Regions from separate parts of the Homo sapiens genome. Here region 1 is linked to region 2. The links are chromatin loops, found by intact Hi-C in ENCODE. Cell type or tissue: HepG2. All regions are shown on one strand. Each heading gives the region's core, and the rest is flanking DNA. Links, peaks and the distances in the headings are about the cores only.

What was found. Peaks named below come from ENCODE experiments on the same cell type or tissue, not always from the same donor. Only the 100,000 strongest peaks of a DNase experiment are listed, where the experiment ranks them.
Region 1: a loop joins it to region 2, with 22 times the contacts of the local background. A loop is called at or near these places in 5 of 110 quality-filtered maps.

What each region holds. Positions count from the first base shown.
Region 1 is chr9:762,784-765,698 of GRCh38, reverse strand. No RefSeq gene overlaps it. Among named protein-coding and RNA genes, the nearest start is that of DMRT1, 77 kb to the left of the region's middle. In HepG2, for the core only: a CTCF peak has its summit at 1,462; a DNase peak (open chromatin) is centred at 1,428.
Region 2 is chr9:548,983-551,897 of GRCh38, reverse strand. All of the region lies in intron 1 of KANK1 (KN motif and ankyrin repeat domains 1), which reads right to left. Among named protein-coding and RNA genes, the nearest start is that of KANK1, 46 kb to the right of the region's middle. In HepG2, for the core only: no CTCF peak of the experiment used is centred there; no DNase peak of the experiment used is centred there.

The DNA of each region.
Region 1 (2,915 bases), core at 217-2,716, 210 kb before region 2:
GATGGAAACGGGATTGGGTTTCCCCTTTTCTTTTGGATGGGAATTCGGAACACCTGGGATCTTGTTCAGGTTTGGCTAATACTGTGGAGAGACCATTTAAGGACCTTGTAGTTTAGTTTCCTTACCCATAAAATGACAGGTCAGGATGTTGGCAGCGAATCTGTATGGGTCTGCAGCAACTTCAGTGCTTGCCACCTCAGAAGAAAGAATTTGAGGGGCATAAGGCAGAGGGAGAGACTGAGGCAAGGTTTAGAGCATGTCGACGAAAAGAGTCAAACTCTGTAAAGTATTTGAAGACATTTATTCTGAGCCAAATATGAGTGACACAGCCCCCAGGAGGTCCTGAAAACATGTGCCCAAAGTGGACAGGGTGCAGCTTGGTTTTATACATTTCAGGGAGGCAAGAGACATCAATCAAATACATTTGAGCACTACATTGGTTTAGTCCAGAAAGGTGGGGGCAAGTCAAAGGGTTGAGAGGGTGGGGCGCGGGTTTCCAGGCTATAGGTGAGTTTAAGTATTTTGACAATTGGTTGAGTTTGTCTGAAGACCTGGGATTCATAGAAAAGGAATGTTCAGGTTAAGATAAAGATTGTGGAGACCTAAGTTGTTTTGAAGTCTCATAGTGCTGCCCTTAGAGACAACAGATGACAAATGTTTCTTATTTAGATCTTAGTTAATCTCTTTAGGATTGGGAGGGTCTGGAAGAAAAGGATCTAGCTGTGTTAATAGATTCTTTACAGATGCAAATTTTCCCCTATACAGAACAGCTTTGCAGGGCCATTACAAAATATGACGAACATGTTTTGGGGTAAAATATTTTGATTTTCTCCCTTGTCTCATGTTATGCCAGAGTCAGTTTGGAAAGTAAGTCACAATATATAGGGCTAATTAAAACCCATCTGATGAGAATTTGTGATTTGTAGGGCGTGATGCCCCAGACCCCTTAGATAGGAGTTTGGGCAAGATAAAAAAACATAATTTAGTCCTCGTGGGGTTTCACCCTGTTGCCCAGGCTGGTCTTGAACTCCTGACCTCAAGTGATCTGCTTGCATCAGCCTCCCAAAGTGCTGAGATTATAGGCCTGAGCCACTGCACCCAGCCTGATCTATGCTTTGCAGGCACTTTATCTGTGATATTTCATTTAATGTTTATAACATCATACCCATTTGGCTTTCTAGAAGCTCAGTGGTTACAAGTCTAGAGACAGGCATTTTTACCATCCATATTCTATAGATGTAGAAACTAGGGCTTAAAAAGGTAAAGTCCCTTGCTCAAAGTCTCGGCTGGTAAACGGGAAGCTAGGAGTCTAAGTTAGGTCTGTCTGGTTCCAGAGCTGCTGCTTTCTGGAACCCTGCAACATGGTGGCGCTTGTTCTCCATTGCAGAGCATTGGGGTTGGTCGTAAGGTGATGGTGATGGCGGTGGCCGTATGGTGGAAGGAACTTCATCCTTCGCAGACCAAGGGATATCGAGGAGAGTGCAATATGCAGATTCAGACACTAGGTGACAGAGTGCCACAGGGCAGACAACTCGCTACGCCTGGGTCTGCGGGGTGTGGTTCTCTCCTGCGTCCTGTATTCTTTTAAATTAAGAAAAGGCTACGCGCTCCTGTAAACCCTGTGGTCTTTTACACTAGGGCCAGGATATGTGCAACTAGATATATGCCCAAACTGTACGTGTTTCTTCCTTTATTGCGAGACATGAAGGAATTAAAGAACGAAAGAGGAAAGGAAAAGAGCAGTGGACTCAATACTGTAAAAGGCAAAGATTCCCTTTAAATTGCTTTTTAGAAAGTTTTTTTCAAAAAGATTTTTAAAGTTTTTTAAAAAGGATTTTAATAAATTATAATGTTTTATTTGGAAACATTTAATATTAAATTTCATTTAATTTCCACTTAGTTTTTAAAATTACTTTTATTTTACTCTGTCGCCCAGGCTGGAGTGCAGTGGTGCCCTCTCCACTTACTGCAACCTCTGCCTCCTCAGCTCACGCGATTCTCCTGCCTCAGATTCCGGAACAGCTGGGATTACAGGCGCCCACCACCATGCCCAGCTCATTTTTTTTGTATTTTCAGTAGAGAGGGAGTTTCGCCATGTTGGCCAGGCTGGTCTCGAACTCCTGATCTCGAGTGATCCGCCTGCCTTGGCCTCCCAAAGTGCTATGATTACGGGCGTGAGCCACTGTGTCCGACCTCCACCTAGTTTTTGAAAGAAGTAGTTCTCTTTCCATTTTTATTTTTTATTTTTTATTTATTTATTTTTGAGACGGGGTATCGCTCTGTCGCCCAAGCTGGAGTGCGCTGGTGCAATCTCGGCTCCCTGCAAGCTCCGCTTCCTGGGTTCACGCCATTCTCCTTCCTCAGCCTCCCGAGTAGCTGGGACTACAAGCGTGAGCCACCACGCCCGGCTAATTTTTTGTATTTTTAGTAGAGATGGGGTTTCACCGTGTTAGCCGGGATGGTCTCGATCTCCTGACCTCGTGATCCACCCGCCTCGGCCTTCCAAAGTGCTGGGATTACAGGCGTGAGCCACTGCGGCCGGCCCCAAAATAGGCTCATCTTTTGATGTTGCCCACAAGTGAATAAAGTTAAGGCAAAAGGTAGGTGTAGTGTAGTTGGCCCTGGAAGCCCGTCTTTTGGCCTTCACCTTACTTTAGGACGAAGTAGGGTCTGTCCAGTGGCCTACAAGAGGAAGTAATTCTGCTTTTTCCAAAGTTGCCTGGAGCATATTTTCAAAAATGAAGACTCTCACTTTAACTATATGAAGTCTGGTGCACACTATTTTGCATGCTGTGATTACTGGTTATTTAAGCTTCATCAATGAAAAGAAACAGCAGAGCAAGAGTCAAGCTTTAGTCTAATAAGAAATGAGAAACAGAAGCTGTCAGCCACCGAATGGGAACGAAGGGGTAGTG
Region 2 (2,915 bases), core at 102-2,601:
TTTTTTTTTTTTTGTAGAAACAAGGTCTTACTATGTTGCCCAGGGTGGTCTCCAACTCCTGGGCTCAAGCAATCCTCCTGCCTTGGCCTCTCAAAGTGCTGGGATTACAGGTGTGAGACACTGCACCTGGCCCCTTATTTTGTAACTCTTATCACCATTATAACAACACCGATGGTATCTTTTTAATGTCGTCAGTCTGCCCTACTAAACTGCAAGCTGTGTGGAGGCAAGAACCATGTCTGTTCACTGCTGTATTTCTAGCACCAAGTGGAGCGTCTGGAGCACAGGTGAGAGTAACCATTATAAACGGTCCTCACCATTGTCCCAGCCATCCAGAATAACCAGCTAACTTCACAGAGTTAAGAGGTAAACACTTTCAGATCAGTTGGGTTCACAGATGTGCAATATTGTCAGATGAAAAGTAAATTCAACATCTTCCTGGTTTCCAAAGGCAGAATCAAGAAAAACCTGAAAAACAACTGCGGACCCTCTGAATTTAAACTGACAGCTAACTTCAGATTCAAAATTTGGGAATCACGCCTATAAAACCAAGCAAACTAGTAGATTGACTCTGGTATGAAACACCATCATGGGTAACAGCCCTGCCTCCCATCTACTCAATCTGGACAAAAAGAGGGAAACAGGCAAATGTGTGTGTCTTCTGCTTGCCCTTATTCTTCATCTTTCCACTTTTATTGTAACTGCGAAAAGCCCCAGGCAACAGAGGGGGAGAGCTGCCTGAGCTTCTTATGACAATCTGGTTATACTGAGCCACACATGTTGTATTAACCATGAATTGACACCCCAACCCACATCATGTTCCTCATTCATTCCCATCCATTTTCCATCTTGGCTTTCCTCCCTGACCCATCTCTTTTTCTGCTTTCCTTTACTTTCTACCACTCAACTTCTCTCAAGATGTGAGGCACAAAGATACAGCAGAAAGAGGGCTGGATTTAAAGACTCCTGGAGCCTTTTCCTGGAGAAACTGCTAAAACATATCACAGGAAATTATTCTGGAGTCTGGGAAAAAGAAGACTTTAATAAAGTATAGACAGTTCGGAGAAAGAATGGAAAAAGAAATAGGATGAAATGAAATTGTTAGGAAGAAAAGATGCCTGGGCCTTACGCTCATAATTAACCTTGTAACTCCCACACCGCCAAACATCTACAGTGAAGAGCTTGTGTATCTTCTTAGGCTGCTGGCCACTACCTTGCACGTGAGAGAATTTAATCCAACAAAGAAGAACAAATCACTTTCTGACAATGGTGTAATGTTTTTGTTTTATTAGAGACAGGGTCTCCCTCTGTTGCTGAGGCTGGAGTGCAGTGGCGCGATAACTCATTGCGGCCTCAAACTCCTGACCTCAACCAATCCTCCCACCTCAGCTTCCCAAATTGCTGGGATTATAGCTGTGAGCCACGCCACCTGGCGTGGTGTTTTGATAAGATACCTTATCTGTTCTTGCTGTTTAGCTCAAAGAAATATACTGTTCGAGATCTGCAATCAGGCTTCATGTACGGATGCAGGGAAAAAGGAGTGGCTAGGCACTGTATTATTAAATAAGAAGGAGGTTTTTTTGGTAATAAACACCCTATAACGGCTTTCATAAAACCCAGTTAAGATTGGAGCTTTAGAATTACCAATATCCAAAACAATACTTAAAATTACAGTATCCCTGGGGGGAGGGGAGGCGGTTGGGGTGGGGGAACCTACCACAGACTGTCTGCTTATTTATCCCACCTGCAATGTGATTGCTTGCAAACAGGTAACTCGTGATTCTGAATAATTATCCTGCATCCAACCCAGTGGTGTTGCGACTGCTGACATTCCTCACGAGAAAGCAAGTCCTTGCTTTGAAAGGTGTCAGTTATGTGGAAAGGACCAAAACCCACCTCAGTGTCCCCAGTGTTAATTCTCCTTTGTATATTACCCTAGGGAACTTTCTGACCACTGCCCCCTCAACCCAGGACTTTGTGCGTGCCACCCCCCAACCTCCATTAAGGTTCATTTTACCCTCTGGAAGCTAGAGGGAAATGAAAGCAGTCCCAGGAAGAACCGGGCTTATTTCCTCCACACAGACAATAACCGCCACCTGCGTGAGGATTTACGCACCAAACCGTCCCCTCACCCCGCTTCATAGTTCCTATGTCATACAGTCACAGCCACTCATACCTCAGAGGACGAGGAGGAGAAAGGACAAAGGGGCCAGGTGGCTTGGGCAGAGGGAGGAAAAGGTGGCTTCTCTTTCACACTCCCACAATACAGCTATTGCCGGTGGAAGCCAGGCTGCTCCCCATCTCGGGCTGTGTTGAGACAGCTGTTGGAGCCAGAATAGGAAAAGGAAGGAAAAAACTGTCCTCCCTAAGGACTGCTAGTTTTTTATTTTGAAGGAAGGAAAACTGCTTAACATGAACGGGACCCCGTCTTGAAGCACTGTGGAGCTTTCATCTATCAGTTTAGTTCTATCCTGCCATGAACCAATCCTTGGCAATTCTCACTAGCAAGCTGGAGAGCCTGAACATGAACGAAGTCAGCCATAGGAGGAGGCCATTGTTGACTCTTTCCCAAAGGGCACAGTCAGTGACAGGGGTCTTCGGCAGGCACCTGGCACACAGTCACATCCACTACAGGAAGTCAGCGGGGAGACCTTACAGGAAGGTTCTGGGAGGGGGTCTTCTCTACTCTCTCAGGCGGACTGCGAGGACTGTCAAAGGAAGAGTGAGGAAGAAATAAAATCAGAGAAGGTGAAAAGCTGAAAATTCACACAGGTTTCTTTGTCCTGTTTTTCTGTGGAAGAAGTAGAAAAAAAAAAAGAAAAGAAACTTTAGAATTATTGGTGGAATTATAATGAAAAAAGGTAACCTTACATGACCATATCTATAATTTCATGCAATGATAGTTCTTTGACCAG